Linked DNA regions of Homo sapiens: region 1 is linked to region 2. The links are chromatin loops, found by intact Hi-C in ENCODE. Cell type or tissue: heart left ventricle. All regions are shown on one strand. Links, peaks and the distances in the headings refer to the core of each region. The heading gives the core; the rest is flanking DNA. Region 1 has its middle 70 kb from the start of KCNF1. Region 2 has its middle 18 kb from the start of PDIA6.

Region 1 (15,574 bases), core at 4,212-9,211, 150 kb before region 2:
TGGGTAATTTATAAAGAAGAAAGGTTTAATTGACTCACAGTTCCACATGGCTGTGGAGGCCTCAGGACACTTACGCTCATGGCTGAAGGTGAAGGGGAAGCAAAGCATGTCTTACATGGCGGCAGGAAAAACAGAGCATGAAGGGGGAACTGCCAGACACTTTTAAAACCATCAGCTCTCGTGAGAACTCACTCACTATCATGAGAACAGCACGGGGGAAACCGTCCCCATGATCCAGTCACTTCCCACCAGGTTCCTCCCTTAACACATGGGGATTACATTTGAGATGAGATTTGGGTGGGGACACAAAGCCAAACCATATCCCTGCCTGTTCCAACCCAGGTGTCAGATGTTTTCTCCAGCAGGAGTGATCTGCCTCCCATAGGAACCCTGCTCCGCCCCACAAATACAGAAGTGTGGCCATCACTTCTTTTTTAAAAGCCTTTATTGGAATTTTTTTCTCATATTCATAAAATACAGTGTGCTGCCAAGTTGACTGGTACAGTATAGCAAGAAGAGATCTCAGGAAACAAAGGAGAAGGACCCCGGGCAGCGACGGGCAGGGAGACACAGCTTAGTTGAGCCTGGAGGCTTGCTCCCCTGAGAGCCAGGAGACTTCTGGGCTGGACAGATGGACCAAGGAGCTTAAGCCAGCTGCACTTACCAGGACTGGGCCTTCAGCAGGAAGGAAGGCTCTGTGAGGAGAGAGGAAGATGTCTCTCTTAAGGGAGAGAGGACAGGGCCTGAAACAGAAAAGTTCAACCTCACCTCTGGGCAAGATGTTCTGGAAACGAAATATGTAAGATTTGTCTCCTAGTTTGGGCCAGGCCTGCCTTTATTCCCTCTGCAGCCGGAGCTGTGCCTTGACCCACACCCACCCTGCCACCACAGTGTCTGCTGTACCCAAGGCAACCCATCTGATAATATGAAAGTGAGGGGGGGATTTGGTGAGAGAGCACTTTTCCCAGAGGGGAGGTCAGAAGGGGAGAAGGGCCCACCCAGCTCTGTGTGGGTTCTGGGAGCACAACCTCTCAATTTTGTTAGAATTAACCTTTCTCCTGAAGCACTGCAGCTGCAAAGAGGCAGATGTGTGTCGATCAACATGTGAGCCTGGAGATGCCTCTGAAGGATGCCCATCAACAAGATGGCTTTCTGGGTTTTGTTTTAGTTCTCTTGTTTGCTTTCAAATAACAGAACATATCAACAGATGCATTGGCCAGACGATGCCTCCCTAGCATTTAGCAAAATATCAAGCAGTTTTTTGATGCCCAAAAGATTCCTTGTTTCTGCAGTGGGTCTGGAGGGATGCAGCTCCTTGAACCATGGGAAGAATCAGAGCTTTATTTTTTTTTCTCTTTACGAAGAGCTACCAAGAAGGGCTGGAAATTATCTGGTTCATCCCCTGCCTCCAGATTCCCCGATCAGTTTGGTCTGACCCAAGAGCCACCTTAGTTTCTTCATGTGGACGATTGTCACAGGGACAAATGGTCTTCACCCTCTCCAGTTGTTACTGCTGTCAGTAAAAATTGAGTATGCATTGCCAATATATGCAGTAGTTATGTATTGAAACGTACATATTCCAGGACTACTTTAGTAACACATTCTGTACAAAAATAGAAGTTAAAAATAGATTAAGTAAAAATAAAATATGAATGTACTAATTTGGAAAGTGTGCCCCCAAAATTCATGTCCTCTCTTGAAGCTCAGAATGTGACCTTATTTGGAAACAGGATCTTTGGAGGTATAATTCCTTAAGATGAGGTTGCCCTGGAGGAGGGTGGACCCTTAGTCCAATATGACTCGCATCCTGATAATAAGAGACTGAGACACGCAGGGAGAATGCCAGGTGACACCAGAGGCAGAGACCAGAGTGATGCAGCTACAAGTCAAGGCACCAAGAATGGCTGGCGGCCCCAGAAACTAGGAGAGAGGCATGGAAGGCCCTCCCCTAGAGCCTTCAGTGAGAGCATGGCCTGCTCACACCTTGATCTTGGACTTCTAGTCTCCAGAATGGTGAGACAAGAAATTTCTGTTGTTTTAAGCCATTTTGTTTGTGGGCATGTATTATGACAGCAGTAGGCAATTAATACACTAAGATTTTAATATTTTCATTTTGCTCCTCAATGGGGTGTCTTGTACAACCTCTGTATGACCTCCACTTTCGAGACCATAGATCAGAGGTGTCCACAGCAGGCCAAGAAGGGAACTGAAGGCAGGGACAGGGCTGCCTGGGGTGAGCAGGGGCTGGTCAGCCCCACTCCCAGGAGCTGCTGTGTCCTGATTGGTCCCTGTAGGTGCATCACTGATTTCTAACTGGAAAACTTGGAAAAGATTTATTGCTCCTGACTTGTCAACCAATCAGAAGAGAGTTATTAGCTGGCTCCAGCGTGTTCCTCCTAGACTTTTCTGTGGGGCTCCAGATTCACCTGCCTGCTGGGACCCTGCATCTGTTTTCTGGGGCCCTTGGGCTCAAGATGTCTACAGCTGAGTGCTTGGTTTCCTTCTGCAGCTTGTTCCCCTCAGCCCCAAGTGAGGCCAGTGTTAAGATCATTCATAAAGTTTCCCAAATCAGGAATCTAAGAGTCATCTTGGAAGCCTCTCTCCCTGGTCCCTCAACTTCAGCACATTTTGTTGATCATGCTGATAATCAGCAATGGTCCGTCCTCTACTCTCTGGAATACATAGGATGAAGTGAAAACCCCTGGCTTAGCCCCCAGTCTCTTTATCAAGGGTCTGCAACAGACACTGTGGTCCTGCCACACACAAGCTCCTCCCAACTTCCTGGGTCTTTTTTCTTTTCTTCTTTTTTTTATTATTTCTTTTTTCTTTTCTTTTTTATTCTTCTATAGAGCCTGGAAAGCTAAATACTTGATTTTTCTAGACACCTGCCATAGAGTGGCCATAGGACCCTGTTGTGGCCAACAGGACGTAAGCGGAGATCTACTTGGGAAGGCTTTCACTCTTGGAAAGAAGAAGGGATTTTGCCCTCTGCCTTCTTCCTACATGGAAAACAGATGTCTGGAAGTGCAGCAGCTATCTTGTGAGTAGGAGGGCAATAGTCTCAGTGGAAGGATGGTAGAGGACAAAGAGAGATACAGAGGCTGGAACCCTCATGGCTTCGTTGAGCAGCCATTGGCCTGGGATAACCTACCCCCAAGTTACACAAGGAAGAGAGACTCTTAATTGTTAGCCACTCTTGGTCACATTTCCTCTTGTTCCAGTTGCATTCCAACTGGTCCTGGAACATTGTGGTTGCTCAGTAAGTGTGAGCTCCTTTCCCTTCTCCACTTGCTTGCTGCCTGACGTAGTCACTCTCTCCATTTCCTGAGGAATTTTCTAGAACTCTAAGGGGAAAGTTCATTATCCTGGCAGACAAGTGCGTGATGAGATTAAGGTCTCTGTAGATAAGACAATTCTTTGAAACTGCTCATGTTGGACCCTGACAAGGGCTCAGTGAGTGTGGATGCCAACTCCCAATCTTGTCTTCCCTCTTTTGGCAGAAATCTCAAAAAGCATGGGCTGGGCAGACATCCTTCTCCCATGACCATCGGTGCTACCTGGGGGAGTTGCGGGTCATCTCCCCACAGCCCAGGCCCCCTTGTGATCTGCTGCGTGCCTTCCAGCTGGCCCTGCTGGAGACAAACCCCAGTGCCCACGCCCTCTCCTCCTGGGGCTCCTAGCCCACCACTGCCCTGTGGCTTTTCTCCCTTCCTCCTAGGACCCCACATCTCGTCAGTATTTAGGATGTGTGGATTCTGCCTCCTTGGTGGCTGTGGGGTCTGTCCAGTCCCCAGCTGTCTCATTGCCTTGACCTCAGTCCAGCCCATGTGCCATCCCACCACAGTCCCAGCTTCTGTCCCCGCCTGGCTCCCCTCACCCATCATGGGCTCTGCAGCCTCTAAAACATCACTTCTGTTCTGGACGCGGCCTTTGTCTATGAAGTTGCCTTCATGGTACTTTACATATTTTATTTTATTTTTAATTTCAATTTTTATTTTTTGAGATGGAGTCTCAGAAAATAGTCTCGCACTGTGACCTGGGCTGCAGTACAGCGGCGTGATCTCGGCTCACTGCAACCTCTGCCTCTCAGGTTCAAGAGATTCTCCTGCCTCAGCTCCCAAGTAGCTAGTATTGCAGGCACCCACCACCACACCTGGCTGATTTTTTTGTATTTTTAGTAGAGACGGGGTTTCACTATGTTGGCCAGGCTGGTCTCAAACTCCTGACCTCGTGATCTGCCTGCCTCAGCCTCCCAAAGTGCTGGGATTACAGGCGTGAGACACCATGCCCGGCCTACATATATGAAAATATTATTTGCTGACATTTAAAACCAAGGCCTTTCACATGCATATTCTGCTTTCCAGATTCTCTGGAAGAATCCGAGGCTCTGTGGGTGACAGGCTGCCTTTCCTCACAGGAAGCCGTCAGTGTGAGAAGGAGCTGCCCCTTCAGAAGGCGCTCCCCATCCAGTCCCCTGCTGGCTGCTTCCAGTCCCTCAGACACAGGCCTGCTTTGACACGCATCAGAGGCTTATGAATTCCATTCAGTGGATCACAGCCAGGATTTAAGAAAAAAATGAAATGGAATTAGATTGAACATATCAGGTTGACTATATTGCATGTAGCAAGGCTAAGTATTGCTTTCTGCAACTTTTAATTCAGATATTTCCATGGCCTCAGACATGTGTACTGAGTCGCGGTGTAAATCTATTTCTTACTCTGGGTCCTTAGCCTCTTGGTCTCTATCTCTTTAAAAGGCCTCCCAATCCCAAAGGAAGAAAAAGTGGGAGTGGGCAGGGGTGGTTGCCCACTGTTCTGGAAGACCTTAGAGATGAAGGGCTGCAGTGGCTTTGTCCAATAGCTTCCTGCCTCCATTCTCTGGTCTTATTCCTCTGGGGTTCCAATGAATAAAGGATTGTTTTCAAAAACGGAGGTCTGCTACACTCTGGAAGGGATCTCCACCAGTCTTCTCCGTTAGAGCAGTTTTACCCTGTGTACTCTCTTTAAACTCTTCCAGATGTTAATGGTCATTACTTGAAATAAGCCTTGTGCTCTGGCAAGTTTGGGCAGTGCTGGACTACATGAAATAAATGGGTTTCTTATCTGCAGGATTTCTCAGACACTCCAGGAGTTCTTGACATAGTGTTCTCTAGAAAATACTTTGGGAAATGCATGATTAGAGGTAAAACCTGGAGGTGCTTCAGAATTTGAAAGTTTAATTTAGGCTGGAATCTTGAAAGGAACCTGCAGAAAACTTGACTTTACTCCTTCCCACCTTACCCAGTGAATAATCCCTCATCATTGACGTCATTCACGAAATACACAGGCTATTTAGACATTGATTCTGCCCTCCACAAGCTAACAGTCTACAGTGCGTAAGATGGAGACACACATGACTGTAACACCTTGTCTCCAAGGGAAAGAAAGGTAAAGAGACAGGGTTCAGACACAGGGTTCCTGCCAGCCGAGGGGACTGGGCACTGAGAAGGAGGCAGGTGTCTTTGGGTTAGGCCTTGAAGGCCGTGTGAAATGAACACTCACGCAGAGGGGACGGGGTGGCATGGACACTCCAGGTGAGAAGGAGTGTTCTGGGGAATGTTTGGAAGAAGGTGAGCCTGAGACAAAAATAAAGGAACAGTGCTGGGGCCAACCTGCCTCTCAGAAGCAAACAGTTGGACTAATGCTTCAAGGGCACTGTATGGGTAGGAAACAAAGAAACACAGGAAGGCCAGATGTTGGGGTGCCTCAAATATGGGGCTGGAGGCTTCCACCTTCATGGTGTTGGGCAAAAGTCATGGAGGGATTTGGGGCCAGTGACAAGGGCTTCCTCAGTCTTTGACCACATGTATCCGGGCAGGGGAGTCACTGTCTCATGGCTGGATAAGCTTGTAGCCCTTTCTTCCAGTGAGCCCTATGGCTGCCACCCCGAGTCTTAGCTCTCTGTAACAAACAGCTGGGCAGGAGAACAGTGAGAACCGAGTCCTTGTCTGGTCTTTGAGATTTCCAGGGCGCTCTAGCAGCGGCACCTAGACACAGCCACCAGCCCACCGGGGGCGTTATCTCCAGGGCTGGCCAGCCAGGATGAGTAGAGCCTGTGACCCCTCTCCCCCTCCAGAATGCCTGGCGCTGTCCCTGACTTGGGGACCGTGTGGCTGTGTGTCTGTCCTCCCGTCAGCCACCAGAACAGTGTGGCCTTGGAGAAGCGCTTCATGTCGCCAGGCTGAGCAGATAACTTCCCAGGGCTGACGCGCTCTGCCTTTCAAAGGGGGCTTCTCTGTTGCAGAGCCAAAAAGCACAACACTTTTTCGGTCCAAGAGCAGAGCTCAGAAAAGTAGCTGTTGGGGGAAGTCGCCCAGCCTGAGCTCTGCGTCTTCCTCCGAAGCCTGGGGTGGAGGGAGGGAGGGATGTGCCGAGCCAGGACCAGATGGCTCCAGCTGGATTCGTCTCCCGGAAGAGAGGCCACTGTCATTTCCCCTGATTCCTAGACTCACAGAGCTGGAAGGGTCCTCGAGAGATCACTCCGTCTGTCTCCCTGTCTTGAAACGAGAAAACATCTAAGCCACCAGCTGGCGTGGAGCATCCGTGCAGAGCGTAGTGGGAAGCAGGATGGAGGAGCTCGGGGAGGCGAGAACACAGCGCCTGCTCAGCGGAAGGGCAGGGGGACAGGGCAGGGAGGTGGGAGAGGGCTGCAGGCTGGGGGCTGTTGGCTGAGCCCCCGCTGCAAAGTGCAGAGGGTGCAGGAGCCGGAGCGCAGTGCAGGCTGCATCGGCCTATTTTTAAGAGGACTCCTGTGTGAGGAGCCCACACTGTTGAGAAATCATGGGATTTGAAATCAAGCCAAGTCTCTGAGATGTTTGTACCCCTGAGCCATAGATCCCTTCCAGTGGCCCTTTCTGAAAACCCCAGTGTTGTTTGGGGCGGTTTCATTTTGGTCAGAAGACATTAAAGTGTGAAGATAAAAGCAACGCATTTGGTCCTTTATTGGCAAAATAATTATTTGGCTGAAAAATCTCCTAAGGCCAATAATGACTGTGAAATAATCACTGCACTGCACCTCACCCGGCATCTACCGGGAAATGCAAACAAGGCTCTACATTTGTCTTTCATATTATTTTGTCCATAATTGGGTACTGGCTTAAAAAAAAAAAAGTACATTATTCCAATGAGAAAAACAACAAAAATGGCCAGGTGCGGTGGCTCACGCCTGTAATCCCAGCACTTTGGGAGGCCGAGGCGGGTGGATCATGAAGTCAGGAGATTGAGACCAGCCTGGCCAACATGGTGAACCCCCATCGCTACTTAAAAAAATACAAAGTTAGCCAGGTGTGGTGGCGGATGCCTGTACTTCCAGCTATTCGGGAGGCTGAGGCAGGAGAATTGCTTGAACCCAGGAGGCAGAGGTTGCAGTGAGCTGAGATCATGCCATTGCACTCCAGCCTGGGCAACAAGAGTGAAACTCCATCTCCAAAAAAAAAAAAAAAAGAAAAACAACAAAAAGAACAAAATTTTACCACCAGATGGAAAAAGCAGACGAGGGAGTAGAAGCTTCCAGAGCGGGAACTGAGGCCGCCTGCTCAGAAAGGCCAAGGAGGAGGTTGACCAGACGCTTCTGCTGGAAGCCTCCTGGGTCCTGTGGGTTCTCCTGGGCTGTCTGCTTGGCTGGGTCTCCCAAGGCCTGAGGCCCACGTGCAGGTCTGGAGTCCGGTCAACCACAGGAGGCCAGTTGGAAAGCCTAAACCACTGGATACATTCAGGATGAGGGAATGCTGTTTCCGAAGCTGGCACACAGATGCCTCGCTGCGATTGTCCATGGGAAAGCCTGCCTCCTCTCTCCAACTTGGAAACTGCCAGAGGGCCAGGGTCTGTCTAAGGCACCTTGGGGACAGAGCCTGGCACCCAGGAGGTGCTCAGGGAACCGGGGTTGCCCCGGCGACCTACCTCTAACTTGAGGACGAGAGTCTTTTCTCTTTGAACTGAAGTGGACACTGCTGGCTTTAAGTAGATGTCGTAGGAGGAACTCAAGTTTTGATGTCCTGCCTGGATTCAAACCTTGGTCTCTTCACTTGCCAGTTGGATGAACTTCACCATTCATTTATTCTCTTTGGGCCTCAGTTTTTTTTCCACATGTAAAATGGGGCTAAGATGAATGAAAATTGAAATACTGCATGGGAATCCCTAGAGCAGGAGCCCTTTACAGGCACTCGGGAACAAGAAGCAGCATTCTTCGCTCTCGGTTCATGCGGCCTGGTTCCACATCACTGAGACGTGATGCTGGAGCATTCCCTGATACCTAGAATTCTAGGAATGCATGGGGCGGGTGCTGTTGGTGTAACAAATCTGTTCACCCTCATGGGCTTCTTCTTGGTGTTGAATCTGTGCAGAAATTCAAAGCAAATAGGCTTGACAGACTCCAAAAACTTTCATTAGGCACCAGTAATAGAAGCTTCCTTCCACTGCTCTTGACAAGTGTGAATATCTCGCTGATGCCTCCAGCTGTCAGAATGGGTGCTGGGAGCCTCTGGCATGGTGATGGGCCAGCGTGGGAAGCCCTAGGACCTGGTGGTGGGTGTGGCTTCTCAGGTGGGCAGAAGCTGGCAGTGGACCCAGGATCAGGAGCTGGGGGGTATTTATGGCAGTGGGTTGGTCAGAGCGATGACACTCAGGTCGTGAGTGGTTCTCAGTCTCGGCTGCAAGTTGGCATCACCACAAAGGCTTTAAAAACTAGTTGCCTGAGTCCACCCCTCGGAATTGTGATTTAATTGGTCTAAGGTGTGGCCTGGGCAGCAGAGTTTTAAAAGCCCCAGGTGATTCCAGTGTGTAGCCAAGGGTGTGAGCCAGGGGTGCCCAGAGCAGAGCACCGGGAGATAGGGGGAAAGTGGGAAGGTTGGCAGCACCTGCCAGTCACCTAGATGTGAGAACAGCCAGGTGTGCAGAACAAAATAAGACCGGCTTCTGGGCTGGAATACAGAACCCCCATGGGAGAGAACTGGCAGGAGCCCCATTTCCTGAGATTTGGTTCAAAGTCAAAGGAAGACTCATTCCTATTCTCTGTTCCCCAAGCACCCTGTGCCACCCTGTCAAAGCCTGCACCTCCCTGCACTGCAGTTATTTGATTATTTGCCTGTTTCCCTTGGCCTATGAAGACATTCTGGAAAGCAGAGGCTGTATTATTTTAGTCTAAGCGCCCCCGATAACAAGCACCATGCCGGGCCCAGAGCAGGCCCCTGGCTGGTGTGTATTGAATGGAGCAGACCCCATCTTCAGTCACGTGTTTGGTCCGAATCTGATGCTTCTAGATCCATCAGACAGCAGCTGGTTGACCCCAGTGCCTGAGCTGAAACTGAGCCTGTATCAAGAATCAGGTGATTTCATCTGTGAGGAAAAGAAAAAGAGCTTGGGGCCTGGCAGGACCTGATACCTTCTCTGATTATTTGCCTAAACGAAGACTTTCTTTAATGAAGGCATGACTTCTAGTCACCATGAACCATTTTAGGTTTGAGGAGGACATGAAACAGCTATTACATTTTACAGAGCAGTTTCTTAATCTGGTTTATTTTTTATGTTTTGGCTTGTGCTCATAAGCCATTAATTGCTGTGCCGAAAGCCAGGGTGACGTTAGCAACCTACCACTTGGGAGGTGATGAGAAGAAAAGGAGCTGTGAGCTGATTTTCTGAGTATGAGTTGAGTCTGTCAGCTTTGACCTTTCCAATCCAACTCAATGCCTATTCAACAAAAACCCTGACATTTCAAAAGGCAGCACATCCAGCCCACATCTTTATGTTACAGGCCGACCACTTTTCAGAGCCTTCTTTCTTCAGAGCTATAGCCAAAAAAGTAGCTTGGCATTTCTGATACTTCTGTTCCCTAGCTTTCTGAAAAATGAAGGGGAGACAGGCAAGATAAAAGTGTCTGTTCGCTGATGTCCATTCGCCTAAATGGACCTGCGTTTGCTGGTGGGTGTTGATGTGTCGCACACAGCTTTATTTTGCGTTGAAAAGGAGAGGACCGCAGGTGTCGGGAAGCAAGATGAGACAGGTGGAAACCCACTTCGGTACACCTATTTTTAGCTCAGATTCTATTTAAGTGGAAGTGATAACTTCAAGGTAACTGGCAAGACAAAATGAGTCTGTTTGCACAGTAATTGTTTTGCCCAAAAAAGGAACGAACATCCTTAAGGTAATCCAAAGGCTGAGTGAAGGGAAAAATCAAAACAGGTTACTGAGAGAAGAACCTCTGTAGGAGGTTTAAAGAAATTAGCACAGCCAGAAAAAATACAGTGATGAAAGTGAGGCTCCGGTTGATCAGAGGAGCCATCGACCGCTTTGCTGGCTTTCCCTCTCCTATGGCGGCTCCTGGGGTTCTCAGCACCCCAGCAGGGAGAGGTCACTAGTACGGGGGGCTGGACAGTGCTGGAGTGTATCACCACATGCAGACCACCCTGAAAATCCTGAAACCCACTTCTTGACCACAGGCCTCTAACCTTCTGGGTCCCTTTGCCCTCAGTCTGATCATACCTGTGCTTTGACCTCTTAGAGATGTGCCCCTTCCCTTTATACCTGTCACCCCCACCTCCATCTTCACCCTCTTCCCTCACTGGCACCCTCTTCCCTCATGGCGGTTGGCTGAACTAAGGTCTTGCCAAACCCTCAACCCCCTTGTCCCTGGGTCAACTGTACTATCTTCCCTCTACTGGAAAATGCCCTCGTGATGCAGGTGGCAGTGCTGGGCACAGCTCTGCCCAGCTCTCTCCTCTCTACTAGGTGAAGGACCACAGGAGAGCAGAAGTCTCGTCTGTCTGATGACCTCCCTCAGTCTGGCCCAGAGCAGGTGCTCAGTAAGTGTGTGTCAAAGGAATATTCCCCTTGCCATATGAAGTGGGTGTCGGGGCAGAATTTAGGAGTTCTTTGGTCTCGGCACGTTTGCTGTGTGATATGGAATAACTCTCCAGTCCATCTTTTTCTAAGTTTTCTTGAGTACATGAGGGAAGGGGGCAGTGGCCCAAGGTGGGAGTTAATGGTCCTGGACAGGCCACGGACCACCTGGAAGACAACAGTCACTGAGCATGTATTGAATCCTATGTAGGCAAGAGGCTGAGGTGGGCTATGCAGACTATAAGGCCCCAACCCTCCCTCCTGCCCCTCCCATCCCCAAGGCTCCCTTCTTGGCTCTGCCTTGGATTCTCTGGTGACTCTAGCAAGTTACTTTTTTTCCTTGAACTTCCGTGTTTTTCTCAATGAGACAGAGAGTTCCACCGGGTCATCTTGGGGGTCCCTTTTGGCTCTGACACCCCATTACTCAAGTCCCATCATGCTGACGGGTGGTCGGAGCTTTTTCCTGGGAATTAGAATATGCTCAGCCCACAGGGCTTTCCCTGGGCCCCGCTGCCCCACCCCACCCAGGACAGGAACATTTCCAGGGCCAGAGGTGGGCAGCAGCGATGGGAAAATCTAAATCGATTTCAGTACAGTGCGCCCCGGCCTGCGTTGAGCGGACGTGCAGGAGGACTGCATTGGAGAATGGATGGAAATCTGAAACTGGGGCCGAGCAAAGACGTGTCCTATTTTTCCATTTGGGATTTTCTTTCTGGTAGAAACAGCTGTTCTCTTCATCCCTCATTTGTAAAAGGGGCCCGATAACAAGGACGGTGCGAGTGTGTTACAGAGTCGCTGCGAGCACTCAGTGAGAGAATATGGGAGAAGCACGGGGACTCAGCCGGGTGCAGAGTTCTGGCGGAGGGGCCACGATTATTCTTATCATCCTTCCTGTCATTTAACTTTTCCCTTTCCATAAGTTCTGATAAAAGTCTCCTAGGGCTTTCCAGCGCCTGGGTTTTCTCCTGTGCAAAGCCACTTCCATTATTTTTGCTTTCAATTCAATTTCATTAGAAAAAAAAGAACATTTATTTTCTTTTTACTCTAGCTCTTCCTTTGAAAAATGTCAGGCAAGTCAATGTGGTCGGTCTTGGCAGCCATGTTACATTTAAAAAAAATTAAAACGATGAAATATTATTTGAAAATTATAGAAAATTGGTGGGTAATGAGACTGGCTCTGATTCACATTCAAAATAGCTTTCCTATCTGGCAGGAACACGCTCGGGTTGGGGGAGGGCGGGCTGGAGGATTTGAAGGCAGAGCTCTTAGAAACCCGGCTTTCCCCTTCTCATCTGCCTGTGGAGATGATTGATAATCTCTTCCTTTTTAGAGAAAAATATAATTTAAAAATGGTACACCTCTTTTTTAGTTCACAGTTGTAAGAACATTGGAATAGCAGATTCTGTTTCAAAATGACCTGCGTGATAATGTCACAAAAAGATCAAAAATTAAAACCCCAAATTCTCAAAAGATAGATATTAATAACTCATGACAAAAGCATGGACTGTCTTCAGCAAACAAGCGATTTGTGTGGGAATCGCTGTGCTTTGTGAAAATAATTACAAAGTTACTTAAACTAAGCTTTTCAGCCAATCGCAGGAAAAGAAATGCTTTGGCCCATATTTAATATTTTCAAGAATTTCTCTCCACCTTAAGTTAGGATCAGATTTGCCTCCATGGATAAATTAGGTGCACAAAAGAGCAGCCGGCTGGCCAGAGGAGCAGGGTCGTCTTTGTGGTTCTCTGTCCCATCCCACGCCAGCCTCCGGGGATACTGGGTGACAGGCGGCAGGGAAGGCTGGGCTGTGGACTGTTTCATCATCAGTTTGAGGTTTTGAGGCCAACCCTTCAAAGCTTGATTATTTTCTCTGAGGCATCAGGTCAACGATTCCTGTAGCTGTCGCCGGGGATGACGGGAGGAAGTGGGGCTTCCTAACAAAGGTCACTTAGCCCAGAGCTGCTCTTGCTTTGAGAGTTATGCATTTTCTGCCAAAATACACTGATAAAATGACAAGTCATAATAGGAATAAGGTTTTAGAACTTCTGCTATATCTTTAAATAACATTCTGTTGTCCCTTCCCTCTTTTTGTTTGCTTTGTACAACAAAAGTAATAAAAACAGTTACAGATTGTATAGAAAATGCAGATTACAAAGGGAAGAAAATTGAAACCACTCTATATCTTTCCATCTGGTGAAAAGCAATATTAATATTTTGGTAGATACTTTGTGTGTGTGTGTTTGTGTGTGTGTGTGTGTGTGTGTGTATTTGGTCACCTATTCATTCAATAAATATTTATTAGCCCTCACTTATCATACTTAATATATTAACAAAACAAAAACACAGTTTTGTTATCCTCTCATGACATTAAAACAACGTCTTTCAAAATCACTTTTAATGGCCTCGTAACTTTCCATTGCATGGGTATACAAATATACTGAAGTAGTCTATTCCTTGAACTAATAAACGAATATATACAATTCATCATTTCAGTGTGGCTTAACATCAAAAGGCCCTTTCCCACTTTAATCAATATATTATTATTATTCACATGAATAGTATTATAGTTTTAACAACAGTAAGATCAACCATGAACATTTATTCTGTATTTAACTGTGTGTCAGACATTGAGCTTAAAGTTTCATATGAAATATTTTATTTAAATCCAACAACAATCCTATGAAGTATCTACTATACGCATATTACCTGTCAGGTTATAACATTCACCCTAAATTCTCAGTCCCTTTATGCAAAGGAAAAATTGGATTTCTTTCTCTCTGTGTCTTTTAGCATTACCTCAGATTTTGCAAATTTTGGTTTGACTAAAACCAGAGAGTGATTATAAAAGACCTATTATTTTAAAAAGCATAAATATACACGGAAATAAAATTTCAAGCAGTACACGATAGTATGCATTTCAGAAGTGGAAATCATTTGACTGTTTTTGTTTTGTTTTATCTTAATATGTTTAGATGTCTCCTTTTGCTTTATTATTTTGAAGCAATATTTATTAATGCCCACACATGAAGACTAAAATATTTAGATTATTTTCACCTCCACCTCTTTCCCTAACTTCTCTTTGCAATTTTTTTTTGTCTTGAGACAGAGTCTCACTGTGTCACCAGGCTGGAGAGCAGTGGTGTGATCTCTGCTCACTGCAACCTCCACCTTTCAAGCTCAAGGATTCTCATGCCTCAGCTTCCTGTAGCTGGGATTACAGGCATGTACTACCACACTCAGCTACTTTTTTGTATTTTTAGTAGAGACAGGGGTTTCGCTATGTTGGCCAGGCTGGTCTAGAACTCCTGTCCTCAAGTGATCTGCCCTCTTCAGCCTCCCAAAGTGCTGGGATTGGATTACAGATGTGAGCCACTGCGCCTGGCCTCTCTCTGAAATTTTTAAAGTAGCAATTACAGTTCTTCTATGGTTTCCTAAGGATCTGAAAGTAGACATCCCATACCTGGTCCTAATCATATGTGAGTAGAACACAAAGGCTGGGTGCCTTTTTCATCTTTTCAGAGTGCATACTTTGGTAATCATTTCAGAAAAGTGAGTGGAAATTGTAAAGTCTTTGTATATCTAAAAATGCTTTCACCCTTCTCCTCCACCTAATTGGTTGATTGGCTGTGTTTGGAATTCCAGTATTAAACTAGTTTTCTGCCTGAACTTTTAAGGCGTTGTTTCATTACCTTGTAGTGCTCATTGTTGCTGAGATGTCTGAAGTCAAAAAGCTAGGAATAAAAATAATAATAATACCAACAAGCAAGATTATTAAAAAAATTATTCTCTCTTTAGCTCTTAGGATTCTCTTTTTATATTTTTCACATTTTAGCTGGGTTCAGTGGCTGTAATCCCAGCACTTTGGGAGGCCAAGGCAGGAGGATTGTTTGAGCCCAGGAACTTGAGACCAGCCTGAGCAACAGAGTGAGACCCCGTCTCTATTTTAAAAAGTAAAATAAATAAATAAATAAAAATTTGAAAATATATTTGATGCTCTTAGATATCATAAGGGTATAACCAGTTTGATTCATGTGTTCATTTTTATTCATTATGCTTTCAGCATTAAGAAATCTTTCTCTATTGTTCTGTCTGTCCAAAACTCTTCTATGTTGCTTAGCTCTTCTCATAGTGACATAATTTGGACCTGTGTCCTGCCCAAATCTCATATCGAACTGTAATCCCCAGAGTTGGAGGTGGGGCCTAGTGGGAGGTGATTGGATCATGGGGGTGGATCCTTCATGAATGGTTTAGCACCATCCTCTCGGTGCTGTTCTCGTGATAGTGAGTGAGTTCTGGTGAGATGTGGTTGTTTAAAAGTGTGTGGCACCTCCCCCCTTGCTCTCTTGCTGCTCTGGTCATGTAAGATGCCTGCTCCCACTTTGCCTTCCGCCCTGATTGGAAGCTCCTTGAGGCCTCCCCAGAAGCAGAAGCTGCCATGCTTCCTGTTCAGCCTGCAGAACTGTGAGCCAATTAAACCTCTTTTCTTTATAAATTACCCAGTCTCAGGTATTTCTTTATAGCAATGCAAGAACAGATGAATACACAGATATATATATTTTTTCATCTCCTTATCTTTGCTCTCGCTCTGGGAGATTTTTCATGGTTTTTCTTATTGCCTTTCTGTTGTTGTTGTTTTATTTTGGTAATAGCTTTTTTAAAAAAAATTCAACCAACTCTTTCTTGTTCTCTGATTTCTCCCTTTTGG
Region 2 (15,574 bases), core at 3,768-8,767:
TCTGTGTGGTCCACAGGTGCATCCCTGGCACCTAGAACACACAATCAAACATTCAGTAAATGTTTGTTGAGGGTCATATGAATGAATGAATGAAGGAAGCGCCCAACGCCAGCCTTTTAGCCAACATTCTCTCATCACGAGAATTTTCTAGGGGCTCAGACACCAGTCCCTGGGTCCCTCCAATTCCAAAGACACACACAACTATCCAGACAGTTCCCTCAAATGCCTCCCCCAGACTTGGGAGAGACTAGTGCACAGGCAGCCTCTCCAGAGCAGTCCCTGCACCAGCCTCCTCAAGCTCCCCAAACTCTCACCCTGCCTTATTCTCCCTGGAGTGGGTGAGGGCCCATGCTGGTAGAACAGCTCTCAACCGCCCAGGCAGAGATGGGCTACCTGACACCTTGTGCTTTCTTCAGAACCCCTCAGGGCCTCAGCTGAAGCTCAGACAGAGTGCCTGCGTGCGCGCGCACACACACACACACACACACACACAACCTAATTTTCAACACACTTGCACAAATATAGAAACATCATGGGGAAAAATGCAAAATACCTATGATTTCTGGAACAAGATCCAAGATGACAAAGATATTCCCTGCTTATTCTGCTCATGCCCGGGCTCCCCTGCCCACCCCCAGTGCGTTCATGTGATATCATGAAAAAGCAGCAGGGGTGGCATGAACTTGCACACCAGGCTGCCCAGGCTTGAGACCCAGCTCTGCCACCTAGAAGCTTGGAGCCCCTGAACAAGCTGCAATTCTGTGCCTGGGCTTTTCTGACTGCAAAATGAGGATAATCACAGCCCCTGCCTCCAAAGTGTCCCGAGGATCAAATGAGTTGATGATACTTGCACGGCGCTCGGATCGTGGTAAGTGTGCTGCATAAGTGCTCCTTAAATCACCATCTGGAGTTTCCATACCAACCTCTCCCTGGCTTCATCTTATTTTTTTCTCCCCCTCATTTTTATTCCTCTCTGATTTCCTCACGTATGTTTTTTAATCTTGTCATATTGAGTGCATCTTTGCAAACTGCTTCTAATTCTTCAGGGAACTAAATGCTGTGTTTCGTGCTCTCTTTTCCCCGTCGCCTCCTTGAATATTTAGTAAGTCTTTGTGAGGACGTCAGCCCCTCCCTGCTGGGCTGGTGGTGTCCTGGGTAAGGGGGCCGTGGCCGCCATGGGAGCAGCACACAGGCCCAGCTTGCTGGGGGCCGCACTCATGGGAAACAGAGAGGGGTGACAGTGAGAACAGAGGCAGGGACAGAGCCAGCTCCTTGATCCTGCTGCCCCTGGAAGCTTCTCCTCCCAGCATCAAGCCCAGGCAGATTTGGGGTTCTGTTGTTTAGGAGACGTGGGATTTCCTTGCTGTAAGTGGGACAAGTATCATCACTGTTAACCATCATGAATGAGAATGAAACAGAATGAGAAGACAAAAAGCCAGAAAGATGTTCTCATTCCTCTGTGCTCACACAGCTCATCAGAGAGGGTTGAGGCATGGGACCCCACGTTCTAACCCCAAGGAGTCCCCATAACCCTGTCTGCTACCCTGAGACACAGGTCCCTTCTTGCTCACATGAAGTAAGCCATCTATTTTTTTTTAATCCCCATAGAACACAAGCGGCAATGAAAAGACACAATATAAAGAAAAGGTTAAGTAGATCAGTGGTTGCCAGGGGTAAGCGAAGGGGAAGATTGGCACAGGTTTCTTTTTGAGGTGACTGATGAAGTGTTCTGGAATTGCTGGGGGGGTTACACAAACTTGTGAATACGCTAAAAACAACCAAATTGGACAATTTAAAAGAGTGAATTCTATGGCATGCGAATGATCTCTTAATTAAAAAAAAAAAAAAGCCTGCAAAAGTTTCATTTAAAACCACAGAAGGCCGGGCACAGTGGCTCATGCCTTTAATCTCAGCACTTTGAGAGGCCACAGCGGGCTGACTGCTTGAGTTCAGGAATTCGAGATCAGCCTGGGCAACTTTGTGAGACTCCGTCTCTAAAAATAGATACATAAATAAATAAATAAATAATAAAATAACACCACAGAGCCCAAAGCCCCAGACCCATCCTAGACAAGGATGCTCCAGGCCTGACGTTGCCAGTGTCTGCAGCAGGCCATCGTAGGACCTGAGTGTGCCTTAAGGGAGTGTGGGATCTGTGGCTGAATTTCAGGAAGATTCAGCTTGTATTTCTTACATGGGAAAGACCCTCGGAAAAGTAGGGGTTGATCTCCCTTCCCCTTCATCACTGGTGGTGGCACCCCCACGGGCACCTAGTGAGGCCAATAGGATCATCTCAGGCACCAAGGTACTCCACGGTCTGAAAGTATTTTTTTTTTTTTGAGACAGAGTCTTGCCCTGTTGTCCAGGATGGAGTGCAGTGTGGCTCGATCTTGGCTCACTACAAACTCTGCTTCCCGGGTTCAAGTGATTCTCTTGACTCAGCCTCCCGAGTAGCTGGGATTACAGGCGCCCGCCACCACGCCCAGCTAATTATTGTATTTTTAGTAGAGACGGGATTTCACTATGTTGCCCAGGCAGGTCTCGAACTCCTGACCTCAAATGATCCGCCCGCCTCGGTCTCCTAAAGTGCTGGGTTACAGGCGTGAGCCACCGCGCCCGGCCCCCTCTCTAAGTATTGTGATTTCATAGGATCCCCTGGCGGTCCCATGAGGGAGACAGGGCCACAGCCACTGTCCCCATTTGGCAGCTGAGTGAAGGTGGAGCTCAGAGGTGGATCCAAACCCAGGCTGGGTTTCCTCGTGGGTCGGAGATGTCTGCTTTACTTTTATTAAAACATCGTCCCGATCTGGCACACCTAAAGCTGTGTATCCGAGTGTGCCGGGCCGGCTCCCTGGGCCCCACCTGCCTTCAGGCCTCCAGCTCTTGCCTGCAGCGACCCCTGGTGGGTGCGCCGGCCTCGTCACCTCCAGGCTGGGGACTGGGCTTCCCCGGAGGCCGCACCTGGAAGGAATACGCCCCGGATAAGGCCCGCGATGGAAACGGAACCCGGCTGGCTCACTGCCAGCGGCCTGGTCAAGAAGGCGGGCTCCGGAGCCCGACTGCCGGGGGTACTTGCCCACCTCACCCGCCTGCCAGCCCTGTGTCCCTGGAGTCCCCAGCCTTTCCACCATCTCAGGCCTGGGATGGAAACAGCACTTCCTGCAGATGGCTTGGGAGGCCTGGAAGGACGGTTCAGGTAAAGTGCACCGCCCGGGGCCGAGCAGCGGCCACAGTACACACACAGGCGCTGGTGCTGCTCCTTGCTGTAGGCCCGCCCCACCTGTTCATGTTCATCAACCCACGCTATGAAATTAGTTCACTCTACGCCAGGCACAGTGGCTCATGCCTGTAATCCCAGCACTTTGGGAGGCTGAGGCAGGTGGATCGCTTGAGATCAGGAGTTCGAGACCAGCCTGGCCAACATGGTGAAACCCTGTCTCTACTAAAAATACAAAAAATTAGCCGGACATGGTGGTGCGTGCCTGTAATCCCAGCTACTAAGGAGGCTGAGGCAAGAGAATCTCTTGAACTTGGGAGGCGGAGGTTGCGGTGAGCTAAGATCACACCACTGCACTCCATCCTGGGCAACAGAGCAGACTCTGTCAAAAGAAAGAACGGAAGGAAGGAAGGAAGGAAGGAAGGAAGGAAGGAAGGAAGGAGGGAAGGAAGGGAGGGAGGGAGGGAGGGAGGGAGAGAAATTAGTTCACTCCACAAACACATCAAGTGTCCCTTGTGTGTCTGAGGCAGGGAAGGGAGGAGACCTGCCTCTTAGTGTTCATAACAAAGAAGGACCTGGACCCTCCCAGGCCACAGGAGCCTCGGCCTGCATCCAGGCCACAAGGGTTTACTAAGCACCCTGTCAGTCCTGCCAGGCGCTCAGGGACCAATGAGATCCCACCTCTGGGAGTCACTGCAGCCCAGAGGGGTGAGGGGCAGTGCCACAGAGAGGCCAGGCCTCCGTGGAAGGAGGGAGGGAGGGTGGCCAGCCCCAGGGAGGGAGGGAAGCCTCACAGGAGAAGGGCACACGTGTCCAGAATGTTCCCTCTCCACAGAGAGGGTCTTTCTCTCCAAAGCACACTGCTGCAGGCAGCATCCGTGGCCCACATAGAAAGAGGCTCGCCTTTGATCCAGCCTGAGAGGTTCCCTTTTTTGTCTCTGCTCAGAAGCGCAGCCTGAAAGGAGAGTGAGGCACTGCCTCCTTTTGAAATCATGCAATTGCTGCTGAGACCCCAAAGAAAGATACAAATTCACTGGGATCTTTCCCCAGATCTGCGTTGCTCTCACTGTAGAAGCTGTTGGGACTTTGCAACAGTATTTAGAAAACACCTAATGCCCAGTTTAAATCTTCTTCAGAAGTCTGGGGATGGGGGAAGGGAGAGGAAATTATTTTAGAATTCCGCTTCCGTGTGGCAACATCCAAAGATAAGAGAAACACAGAGAGCACTGGTGGGACCTGGGAGGAGGCAAAGATTTCTCTAAACAAGCGTCTGGGGCTTCCAATAACCAGACACTGGCTGCCACTTCAGGGTCTTGGCACCTCGAGCTCCAAGCTCCACTTCCAGACACTTGATGGCTTCCAGCCCTGGGGATGTCATTTAACCTTTCCAGGCTCGATGTCCACATCCACTTAACTTCATACATCTCCCTGCAGAGCCCACTATACAGCAAGTACATGCCCTGGAATCCAGGCCCTGCCTCCGGGAGTTCCAATCTGTGTATGGGTATAAGAGGGATGTGTCTCTATTCATAGGGGCTTACAAGGCTGGTGCCAACCATACTGGCACTCTGGAAACTTCTGAGAAGGGGCTCAAACATGTTCTGAGGAGAGGGCCCAGCCGCCTCTACCTGGCAGAAGTCAGGGAATGAGCCCGCTGTGGGTTTTTGAGGTTCTGGGGGCCACTCCCCTTGGCTGTGAGGCTTATTACCCCACTGTGGTGATGGACTGAAAACCCCCAGAGGGGGTGGGGACACACCAAGCTCAGAGACACAGCAGCAAAGTGGGGGCCTGAGAAAGCTGCCTCCCAGGCCTGCTGATCGGGAAATTCCAAACGGGAAAGGATGATTAACAACTGCGGGAGCCGGAGGAGGGGAGAGGAGAGGGACCGGACAGGGAAAAAGACCCCAGATCCTGGGCCTGCCCGAGGGCAGGAGCCAGCCTGGCCAAAGTGAGACTAGAGGCCACACAGACATGGGCCCCTTCCGCGGAACTGGCCTGTCGAGGGAGCGGGGCTGTCCCTGACACAGAGCCTGGGCTCTACATGGACACCTGTCCAGGCAGGGGAGGGGATGCTTTCTGACTGCTCTGCCTCTGGGAAATGGGGACTCCTGGCCTTTCTCCATGCCCCAATATCATCTGTGAGCTCCCTCCCACCCATCACTTGGCCTTTTAAGGAGAGTGACCCCAGAGGGCTGGAGTTCTGGGAGCCTCCAGAGTCCCGGCTTCTGCGGGTCTCAGTGGCTGGGGGGGCGGGGGGTGGGACCAGCGCTGGCCTCGACCTTGCCTTTTCTGCGTCCGCCAAATGTCCCTGGGGGCCCAGGTGATCCTCACCGCCTCCTTACCCTGTTCCTGTGGCAAGCCACAGCCTGGCCTCCAAGCCAGCTGCCCCTCCCCTCAGGAGATGCCTCATCTGGGGTCGCCCTCTTCTGCCCTGGACCCGACCTCCTGGAAGGAAGACCGAGGCGGGAGATGCTGACTGCAGGATTCAGCCAGCCCAGGGCCTGAGCCTGGGCCCTTCGGTCCACCACAGCCCCGATTTTTTAGTGTAAATATTGTATCTAAGTACAGCACATACAGAGAAAAGCGCACGAGTCCTGAGCGCACAGCTCAAATCCCACACGCATCCCCGCAGCAGCCTGCGCAGAGCAAGGGCAGAGCGCCCCCTTGCGGTCACTTCCTGTCACTACTCAACCGAGGGTGCCCGCTGCAAGGTTAGGTCTCCTGGCCTCGTGCTTCAAACAGGAATTAATAGAATCCCACCAGGTGGTGTTTGTGAGGCGTAGATGGCGAGGATATCTGCAGCTGCAGTTTGCTCATTCTCACGGCTGCACTGCATTGCACTGTGTGAGCAGAACACAATTTATCCTTCCACTGCTGATGGGCATTTGGGCGGTTTGCAGTTTGGGATCTGGCCAGTTCTGCTGTTGTGAGCATTCTTAAGCCTGCCTTTCGGTGAATTCACACGCCCGTGGGGTGAGTATGTGCCTGGGGTTGGGATGCTGGGTGGGTGTGTTCCAGTTCAACATTGCTGGCAGGATTGTTGTCTATTTCACTCCCCGCCATATTCCACCACCTCGAATTGTGCCTGGAATATCATAGGTGCTCAGTAAATATCTGTTGAAATGAATTCTCTCCTCTTTTTTTTTTTTTTTTTTTTTGAGACAGGGTCTTGCTCTGTCACCCAGGCTGGAGTGCAGTGGCACCATCATAGCTCCAGGGGACCCTGGCTTGCCCGCCTCTGCCCTCAGCGCCCAGCAGAGAGCCTGGCACATGAGGAGAGAGAGGTTTGAGGGGAGAGGAAGGAGAGGACATTCACACCCCATGACTGGCTGCCCAAGGCAGGACAGCAGGGGTCCAGGAAGGTGGCTGGGAGGAGGAGGATGACTACGGCCGGGAGCTGGGTTCCGCTTGGAAACTGCATCCTGTCAGGCCCTAGAATCTGTCAGACACACAATCACGCGATGAAGGAGACGTTGGTATCAATTAACTCGTGTTCAGTGAAGGCCAATCCTGTCCAGTGAGCAGATTACTTGTGTCTGCCAGGCAGGGTGTGGAGGCGAGGGGCACATCGTAGCTGGATCTGAAAGCTGCTTATTGCACCCAAATCAGCAGCTGACGACACCTCCCATTCAGGCTACCCAGAGGTCTGACCGATGACCTGCCCCTGCCCCAGGATGTGGGGCTGCCGGGTGAAACGCAGTCTTAGCAGCTGCAAGGGAGGGCTCCAGCCACCATGCCAGAAGAGGCTTACAGGGAGAAGGAGCCGGAGAAGTAATGTGACCAGTGCCGCTGATTCTTAGTGAGCTGAGCAGTTTTGTCAGGTGGGGGCCACCCTCAGAAACAAGCCAGCCTGCGTTTCCCCGAGTCAAGAGAGTGCCGTAGACTACAATGTGCACGGGCCCGGGAGGAGGGCAGCGCCACAGCCCTGGCCACGGGGTCAAGGGGAAGGCTAAGTAGGTGGGGGCAAGTGGTCACAGCGCTCATCAACGCCCGCCCTATCACAGTAGACTCATCTGCGGCTCCAAGTGCCAAGGGTGAGGCCAACCCAAACCCACTGCAGTCAAGGAATCCCGGAAAGAGAGAAGGGGGGTCTCACCAGCGGCTGGAAGCAGAGCGGAGTCCGCTGCGCTCCCACAAGGGCCCTCCCCGCCAGCCCCTGTGGCTCAGGGACAGTGAGGGGCTGGGCCGGTGCAGGAGGGAGCTCATTTCTCCCTAGGAGGGAGACAGAGAGGCTAAGTGGGGAGGAACTGAATGTTCTGAAAAGCTGACGTGGCCAAGCGCCCAAGGAGACCACAGAAGTGCCCCGTGTGCCTCCTGAGCCACCAGCCGGCGGGGGTGGCACCAGGCAGACCTCAGCTCCAGCCCACTCTGCGCAGGTGGAGTCCCCGTGTGTCCAGGGGCACAGCCACGCCCGCGCAGGGGGTGACCCGAGGGCCTGGAGGGGCAGTTCAGTTCAGCTCTAAGTCTGAGGCCACATTCTCCCTATTTCCTTGAACTAATTTCTCACTTTAACTGAAGACTTAAGTATCTCCTACAAAATTGCTTTGCCCTCATGGGCTGGGTTTTGGATTTTATTTTTGAGAGAGTGAGCTCCAGAAAACAACTTAGAATCCTCTTTTGTCCCTTGGCTGCACTCCCCAGGCCGCCAGGGAGGAAAGGCCCTGCTGCTTCCTGCAAAGGCTCTGGGTGCCACCCCATGTCCCTGCAGACGCACTCCTGCCCCATAGCTGTGCCCGCAGGAAAAGGTGCCCGAGAGAACCTTGACCCTCTGGCCAGAACCAGGCAGGCTTGCAAACTCACTGAGTTCCACCAGTTCAAACACAAGCATTCAGCCAAAACAAATGGAGAACTGATAGGCACGGAGGTCCACAGCATATTATTCACGGATGCGTTCATTCATTCCAACATTCATTCATTCATTTTCCCAGGCCGTGCTAGGAGCTGGGACACAGCCCAGTCCTGGCCCCTGTCTTGAAGCTGCGCACCCACACTGGAGGGGCAGACACAGGCACTGCTTCTACATGCGGGTGCAAGGAGGCAGTGTGGAGCAGGAGCGGCCCCTCTACCTCCCAGGGCCTGGGGTGAGGAAGCTTCCTAGAAGGGCTGCCATGGCTTAAGGGTTGAGTGTCAGCCAAGGTAGTGGGGGGCAGAGAAGCATCCTAGGCAGAGACAGCCAGAGAGCAAAGTCTTCCATGCAACACGCTTGAAGAACTTGGGCATGGCGGGAGCACAGAGGACAAGCCCTGCCACCTCGCGAAGGCATGTGGACTTCACAGTGCCGCCACGGAGAAGCTGAGGTTTGATTTATGCCACTTTTAGGTGGTCAGAGGGACTGTTTGACCCGACTTCTCATCCTTAGAGGAATCCAGGGATGGACTTCAGAGCTCACCTCCAAAAGAGATTGGAAATGTAATCACGTACAGTGTCAATATGTACACCTACTATGTACCCACAAAAAATTAAAAATAATAATTAAAAAAAGAGGCTGTTGCAATAGCCCAGGCCAGAAATTCTGGGACCTGAACTAGGATTTGTGTGGAGAGGAGAACATGCCACTTAGGTTTCAAATTTGGCAGGATTTGGTGATTGACTCAGTGAAAGGCAGAAAAATTGTTTCTAATCTCCACCCCCCAACACCGTGCCTTCTAACAAGGGCAGTTCCTGGTAAGGACAGGATCTTTTGATTGGAGAGCAAAAAGTCAACACCCTTGGTTATTATGGCTTTTGGCCAAATTATAGGCAATAGCAGGCAATGGAAGGAGGAAAATGAGAGTCTGGAGAAGCAGGGCAGAGCCCACCTGCTCAACTAAGAGAGGGGACAGGGCTGTGAGGCACGGGTGCTCCTGAAGCTGAAGAAGCCAACAGCGCTGGGAGCTGCCTGGGGGCGGGAGGTGTCCATGAGCCAGGATTCTGGGTATGAGTGGCCCAAAAGAGACCCTGGGAGAGAGGACATCAGGGGAACAAACAGCTGAGGAGGTGGGCATGACACAAACCCTTCTCCCAGCCCAGAGCCTCTCCAAAAGCTCAGGCCAGATATCGCCCTTTTCACAACACCGGGTAAGCAGATTCTCTCTTGGGGAATGAGAAGGGCACGAAGACCTGTTGAAGCCAGTGCAATCCTGGAAAGTGCCTGGACAGCACCCCAGAAGAGAGGGTGACCTGGGTCACTGAAGACGGGGTGGGGGATAACACTGTTAACGTGATGATACATCAGCTGTCCCCAGACCACACCAGCATCTGGAGTGAATGAAGCGGGCACCCTAGCAGGCAAGGAGGAAGCCCTGCTTTGCTGGTCATGCATCCCAGGCTTCCGGAGTGCCCCTGGGAATTTCCGAACACATCCATGCACTTGTGACCCGGGGGCCAGAGCCAGGGGTCATTTGGCTTTGTGCCCCCTCCAAAGCAGGGGTTTCCAGTGTAGCACATTTGTGCCCCAAATTCTCAGAGGTGTTTTATTCGCAGCGCCTGTCCTCAGAAGAATCAGACATGATCCAAAGGGGGCTGGTAGGGGACACTGAGACAGCAAGGCTGCACCATGCCCAGTGTCGCCTGCCCCGCACAGGCTAGCAGGAGACTGGCACTGTGCTGCCCCTTCGTCCCAGCTGCCATCTGCATGGGCGGAAGAGTGCCCTGGGCCCTGGTGGTGCAAGGAGGGCGGGAGACAGACCCTCGCATTCCTCTGGTCTCAGGGTCGTGGGCCTGGGTGGAGGGGGCACACACCCTACTGGAACAGGGTGCTCCAGGCTGTGCCCATGGCCTCGACACTCTGCACTTCTTAAAGGGGAAATGACAAACGGCAGCCTGTTATTTCTCTTCCTCACCCTCTGAAACTACTTCCTGCCCATTGAATTTCTGATACATTTTAATTGAAAAATTGATATACAGATAAAGCAAATTGGGGGTAGGTTGGAATGAATAGTTGGAGCACAGAGGATTTTTAGGACAGTGAAACTACTGTGTCTGATACTATAAGAGTAGATGTGTGTCATCTCCATCTGTCCAGACCCATAGAATGCACAACACCAAGTGTGAACCCTAATGTAAACTGTGGGCTCTGGGGGATAATGAGGTGTCAATGTAGGTTCATTGTAACAAACATGCGGGCTGCTGCGGTGTGGGATGTTGATAGTGGGGAAGGCTGTGTGTGTGGCAGGGGGAGGGGTTTTATGGGGAATTCACTGTCCCCCTCAACTTTGCTGTAAACCTAAAACTGCTCTAATAGACTAAATGAAGTCTATTAATTTTATTACATTGCATTAAAAAAATAAAAATAAAAAGATTAAACTTTCACAAACTTTTTTTTTACTCTAGTTCTAAAGAATTGCAAGAAAAAAAAAATTTTTTTTTTTTTGAGACAGAGTCGTACTCTGTCACCCAGGCTGGAGTGCAGTGGCGTGATCTCGGCTCACTGCAACCTGTGCCTCCCAGATTCAAGTAATTCTCCTGCCTCAGCCACCTGAGTAGCTGGGATTACAGGTGTGTGCCTCCATATCCCACTAATTTTTGTATTTTTAGTAGAGACGAGGTTTCACCATGTTGGCCAGGCTGGTCTTGAACTCCTGGCCTCAAGTGATCTGCTCACCTCAGCCTCCCAAAGTGCTGGAATTACAAGTGTGAGCCACCACATCCAGCCCTTATATTTCTTCTGAAAACCTACACTTTCATTAAATTTTCAATCACTAAACTTTATTAGTATGTGGCAGACACTGTTGTAGACAGATGTTGCCAGCACATAGGAAGGTTCTCCTCTGTTCCCTCATGGAGGCTTCATCCTAGTGAAGACAGATGATAAACAAATAAATATGTAAATAAGGCTGGGTGCGGTGGCTCACACCTGTAATCCCAGCACTTTGGGAGGCTGAGGAGGGCGGATCATCTGAGGTCAGAAGTTTGAGACCAGCCTGGCCAACATAGTGAAACCCCGTCTCTACTGAAAATACAAAAATTAGCCAGGTGTGGTGGTGCATAACTGTAGTCCCAGCTACTCAGGAGGTTGAGGCAGGAAATTGCTTAAACCCGGGAGGCGGAGGTTGCAGTGAGCCGAGACTGTGCCATTGCACTCCAGCCTGGGCAGTAGACCAAGACTTCATCTCAATCAATCAATCAATCAGACACATATGAATTCTGATCAGTTCTGAGGAGAAACTAAACACCAAGTTTGATGAACTGCTCACCCGGGGGCACTGTCACTTCAGATCACCTGGTGTGAGAAGAGCCTGAAGAGGTGGTACATAAGCTGAGACTGCAGTGATGGAGGCAGCAGGTCGTGCCAAGGCCCGAAGGCAGGAACCAGCCTGTTGTGTCTGAGGAAATGAAAGAATACTGCCATGAACAGAGGGAAAGAGGGAGGGGTTTGAGGTGACGTCAGAGGCAGGCTCTTAAAGGTCTGCTCAGGAGGGCAGATTTTTCTTCTATGTCTTATAAGAAGCCACTGGGAAAGGTTCTGTCTGTTTAACAGTTTTATTGAGATATAATCCACACACCATATGATTCACCCAATTAAAGCGTATAATTCGACCTGGCACAGCGGCTCACGCCTGTAATCCCAGCACTTTGGGAGGCTGAGGCAAGCAGATCACCTGAGGTCAGGGGTTTGAGACCAGCCTGGCCAACATGGCAAAACCTCCTCTCTACTAAAAATACAAAAATTAGCCGGGTGTGGTGGCAGGCGCCTGTAATTCCAGCTACTCGGGAGGCTGAGGCAGGAGAATGGCTTGAATCCAGGAGGCAGAAGTTGCAGTGAGCCAAGACTGCGCCATTGCACTCCAGCCTAGGCAACAAGAGCGAGACTCCATAAAAAAAAAAATCCATTATTCAATGGTTTTTAGTAAATTCATAGATATGTGCAACTGTCCTCTCCCAACTCCCAGCCCTAGACAGCCACAAACCTACTTTCTGTCTCTATAGACTTCCTAGTTCCGAACTTGAATATGAAAGTAATCATGTGGTTATTTTGAGTCTGGCTTCTTCCACTTAGCATAATGTCATCAAGGTCAATCCATATCGTGGCATGCCACTGCGCTTCCTTCCTTTTAATAGCTGAATAATATTTCCGTTGTATAGCATGGCACTTTTCGTTCATCCATTCGTCAGGTGATGAACATTTGAGTTATTTCAGCCTTTTGATTATGATGAATAATGTTGCTAAAACATACCTGTATGTGTTTTGTGTGGACATGTGTTTCATTTTCTTGGGTAGATGCCTAGGAGTGGAATTTCTGGATCACATGGTAACTGTTGAATTATTTGAGGAGCTGTTGGACTGTTCTCTAAAGTGGTTGCACCATTTTACATTCCCAAAAGCCGGTGTTGGAGGGTTCCAATTTCTCCACCTCTTCACCAACACTTGTTATTCTCTGACTTTGATTCTAGCCAAGCCAGTGGGTATGAAGTTATTTCTCATTGTGGTTTTGATGGACATTTCTCTGGTAACTAATGACGCTGAGCATCTTTTCATGTGCTTTATTGGCCGTTTCTATGTCTTCCTTGGAGAAATGTCTACTCAGATCCTTTGGGCATTTTTAAATTGGTTCTTTTGTCTTCTTATTATTGAGTTGTAATCATTCCTTATACATTCTAGATACTAGTTCATTACCAGACATATCATTGCAAATATTTTATCCCACACTGTGTGTTGTCACTTCCTTGATGGTGCCCTTTGAAGCACAAAAGGTTTTAATTTGATGAATTCCAAATTGTCTATTTCTCTTCTGTTGTCCATTGGAAAGTTTTAAGTAGGGGAGAGGAGTGTGAACTAATTTAAACTTTTTCAAGAATCCATAAGAGTCTGCTTTGTGGAAAAAGAATTTTAAGATACCGTATTAGTCAGGATTCTCTAGAGGGACAGAACTAATAGGATATATATATACAGAGAGAGAGAGAGACAGAGAGAGAGACAGAGAGAGAGACAGAGAGAGACAGAGAGAGAGAGGAGTTTTTAAAATATTAACTCACATGATCGCAAGGTCCAAAAATAGGCCATCTGCAGGCTGAGGAGTAAGGAGAGCCAGTCCAAGTCCCAAAACTGAAGAACTTGGAGTCTGATGTTTGAGGGCAGGAAGCATCCAGCATGGGAGAAAGATGTAGGCTAGGAGGCTAGGCCAGCCTGGCCTTTTCACGTTTTTTTCCACCTGCTTCATATTCTAGCTGTATTGGCAGCTGATTAGCTGGTGCCCACCCAGATTAAGGGTGGGTCTGCCTTTCCCAACCCACTGACTCAAATGTTAATCTCCTTTGGCAACACCCTCACAGACACACCCAGGATCAATACTTTGCATCCTCCAATCCAATCAAGTTGACACTCTATATTAACCATCACAGATACCAAGAGTGAAAATAGAAAGACCAATTAGAAACCCAAATCAAACTTGCTTAAACAATAAAGATGATTTCATATTTCAATAACTGGAATGTTCAGCTGAAGGACAGTCTTCAGACACTGATCAGGTATTGTCTCCATTTCTCCGTGACTGTTTCAGCTCTGCCCCGCTTCAGCTTCATCCCCACGTGGGTTTTCCTCATCTTGTGGGGTAGTTTCCAGGGACAACAGGGATCCATGCTTCTGCCCAAGCAAATGCCACTCTTCTAGCCATTGACCAAAGTCCAGAGCTTCACTCTGATTGGTTTATGTCACATGCTCACCCTGGAACAATCACTGTGGCCATGTGAATGCCACTGGCCACTTGGCTTAGTGGCTATTGTGGTGACAAACCCCTTCCTGAGCCAATAACTGTGGCAAGGGGGATAGAGTTCTGCCAGCTGGACAACGCTGCTAGAATCCACCCAGGGTTGCTACACAATGGGGAGGGGCAGCAGAACACTCGACAGGTGTCATCGGCCACAGACATGTAATCACGGAATGTAAGCTGCCCCCAGGGATGGGGCATAACCTTGGGCACAGCAGCTCTTTTTAGCCAATGGAAGGACACAGCCATGAAGCAACAGCAGTCAACACTCCCCATGACTGGAGGTGTGAGTGTCTCCTCCTGAAGCAGAGTCTGGGCTACATACCACAGCATCCACTACAGTATGGAACCAACATTTTTGACTCTGAGATGGCTATCTGCCTACAGGAGGTTTACTGGAGTGTGCTCTTGGCAATGACACCAACAAGGAGGTGGCAAAAATAAGGTTGGGTAAGAGAAGCTAAATCATAAAGCTGAATCATGATGTGGGTGCTTACAAGGGCCTCAGTGGACCCCCATGGGAAGCTTAAAGCTGGGAAGGGCCTTCAGGGTTGTCCCGAATTGAGAAAAGGAGGGCAGTCCTTTGTATCCCCAAATCTATCAGTCATGGAATGTAAGCTGCCCCCAGGGAGGGAGTATAACCTTGGGCACAGCAGCTCTTTTTAGCCAATGGAAGGACAGAGCCATGAAGCAACAGCAGTCAACACTCCCTATGACTGGAGGTGTGAGTGTCCCCTCCTGAAGTGGGTCTGGGCTACACACCACAACATCCACTACAGTACAGCACTAACATTGTTGACTCTAAGGGGCTACTGCAAAAGTCCACATAGCCATTTGGAACCAAGGTGGTGGCAATTGTGAGAAAGTGGGAAAAATGTCAGCAGATTTTGAATATGTTTTGGTGCTCGAATTATCAGAAATTGCCAAAGAATGTTGGGAGCTGGTGATGGAAAGAGAACCCAATGAGATTTGGGGCTTGAGCAATTGGATTGGTGGTGTCATTGATACAGATGACAAAGTGTTCGCTGAGCACCTAGGCACTGAATAGAGATTTATTTCCTTCTTCTTAACCCTCTCCCACTTTATTCAGAAGTTCATATGAGCCATAACAAGGATTGGAAGAAGTTTTAGAAGTAACCTCCTGGGAGTCCATGAATTAGCAGCAGTGAGAGGCTAGAGGCCTGACAAAGAATTGAGAAGCAGCTGCTATATCCCAAGTGGCAAATGCCAGTGTGGATGGAGAAGAGAGAGCTTCATTCTGTGGCAGGAAAGCTTGGCTGCTGACAATGAGACTGCACCCTTGGGATTTGTCCCTTGGATTCTTTAGCATCTGAGCTCTAACCTCTGAAACACAAGAAAAAATGAGCAAGGTGATTTGTCCAGGCCACCTCTACTTCTGGAGAAAGGAGTCATAGCAAATGATCCACCACTATCTAGTCCCTGAGTGGATTTATACAAACCACCCCGAAGACACTGGGGTACTCTAAGATTGGCCCCAGATAAGCCATGGGGATACAGCACAGAAAAACTGTCCATGGCCAATATCAAAGATGCAGCTGGAGACCAGGCATCATGGGAGGTTCACAAAGGGGAGGCCTTGTCTTGTCCGCAGGAAGCTGCGCTCACAGCTTGTCTCCTCAGACTTGCTAGAGAGGCAACAGCCATAACAAAG

What was found. Hi-C counts contacts between places; a loop is a spot of excess contacts. Peaks named below come from ENCODE experiments on the same cell type or tissue, not always from the same donor. Only the 100,000 strongest peaks of a DNase experiment are listed, where the experiment ranks them.
Region 1: it touches region 2 in a loop (2.0-fold over the local background); 2 of 110 quality-filtered maps call a loop at or near these places.

Annotation. Positions count from the first base shown.
Region 1 is chr2:10,974,358-10,989,931 of GRCh38, reverse strand. No RefSeq gene overlaps it. Among named protein-coding and RNA genes, the nearest start is that of KCNF1, 70 kb to the right of the region's middle. In heart left ventricle, for the core only: no CTCF peak of the experiment used is centred there; DNase peaks (open chromatin) are centred at 6,501 and 7,661; H3K4me3 peaks cover 747 bases; H3K27ac peaks cover 3,645 bases; H3K27me3 peaks cover 359 bases.
Region 2 is chr2:10,822,818-10,838,391 of GRCh38, reverse strand. It overlaps a transcript of PDIA6 not described here. Among named protein-coding and RNA genes, the nearest start is that of PDIA6, 18 kb to the right of the region's middle. RefSeq lists enhancers at 2,627-3,127, 6,762-7,262. In heart left ventricle, for the core only: CTCF peaks have their summits at 5,675 (motif pointing left) and 5,878 (motif pointing left); a DNase peak (open chromatin) is centred at 5,871; H3K27me3 peaks cover 3,686 bases.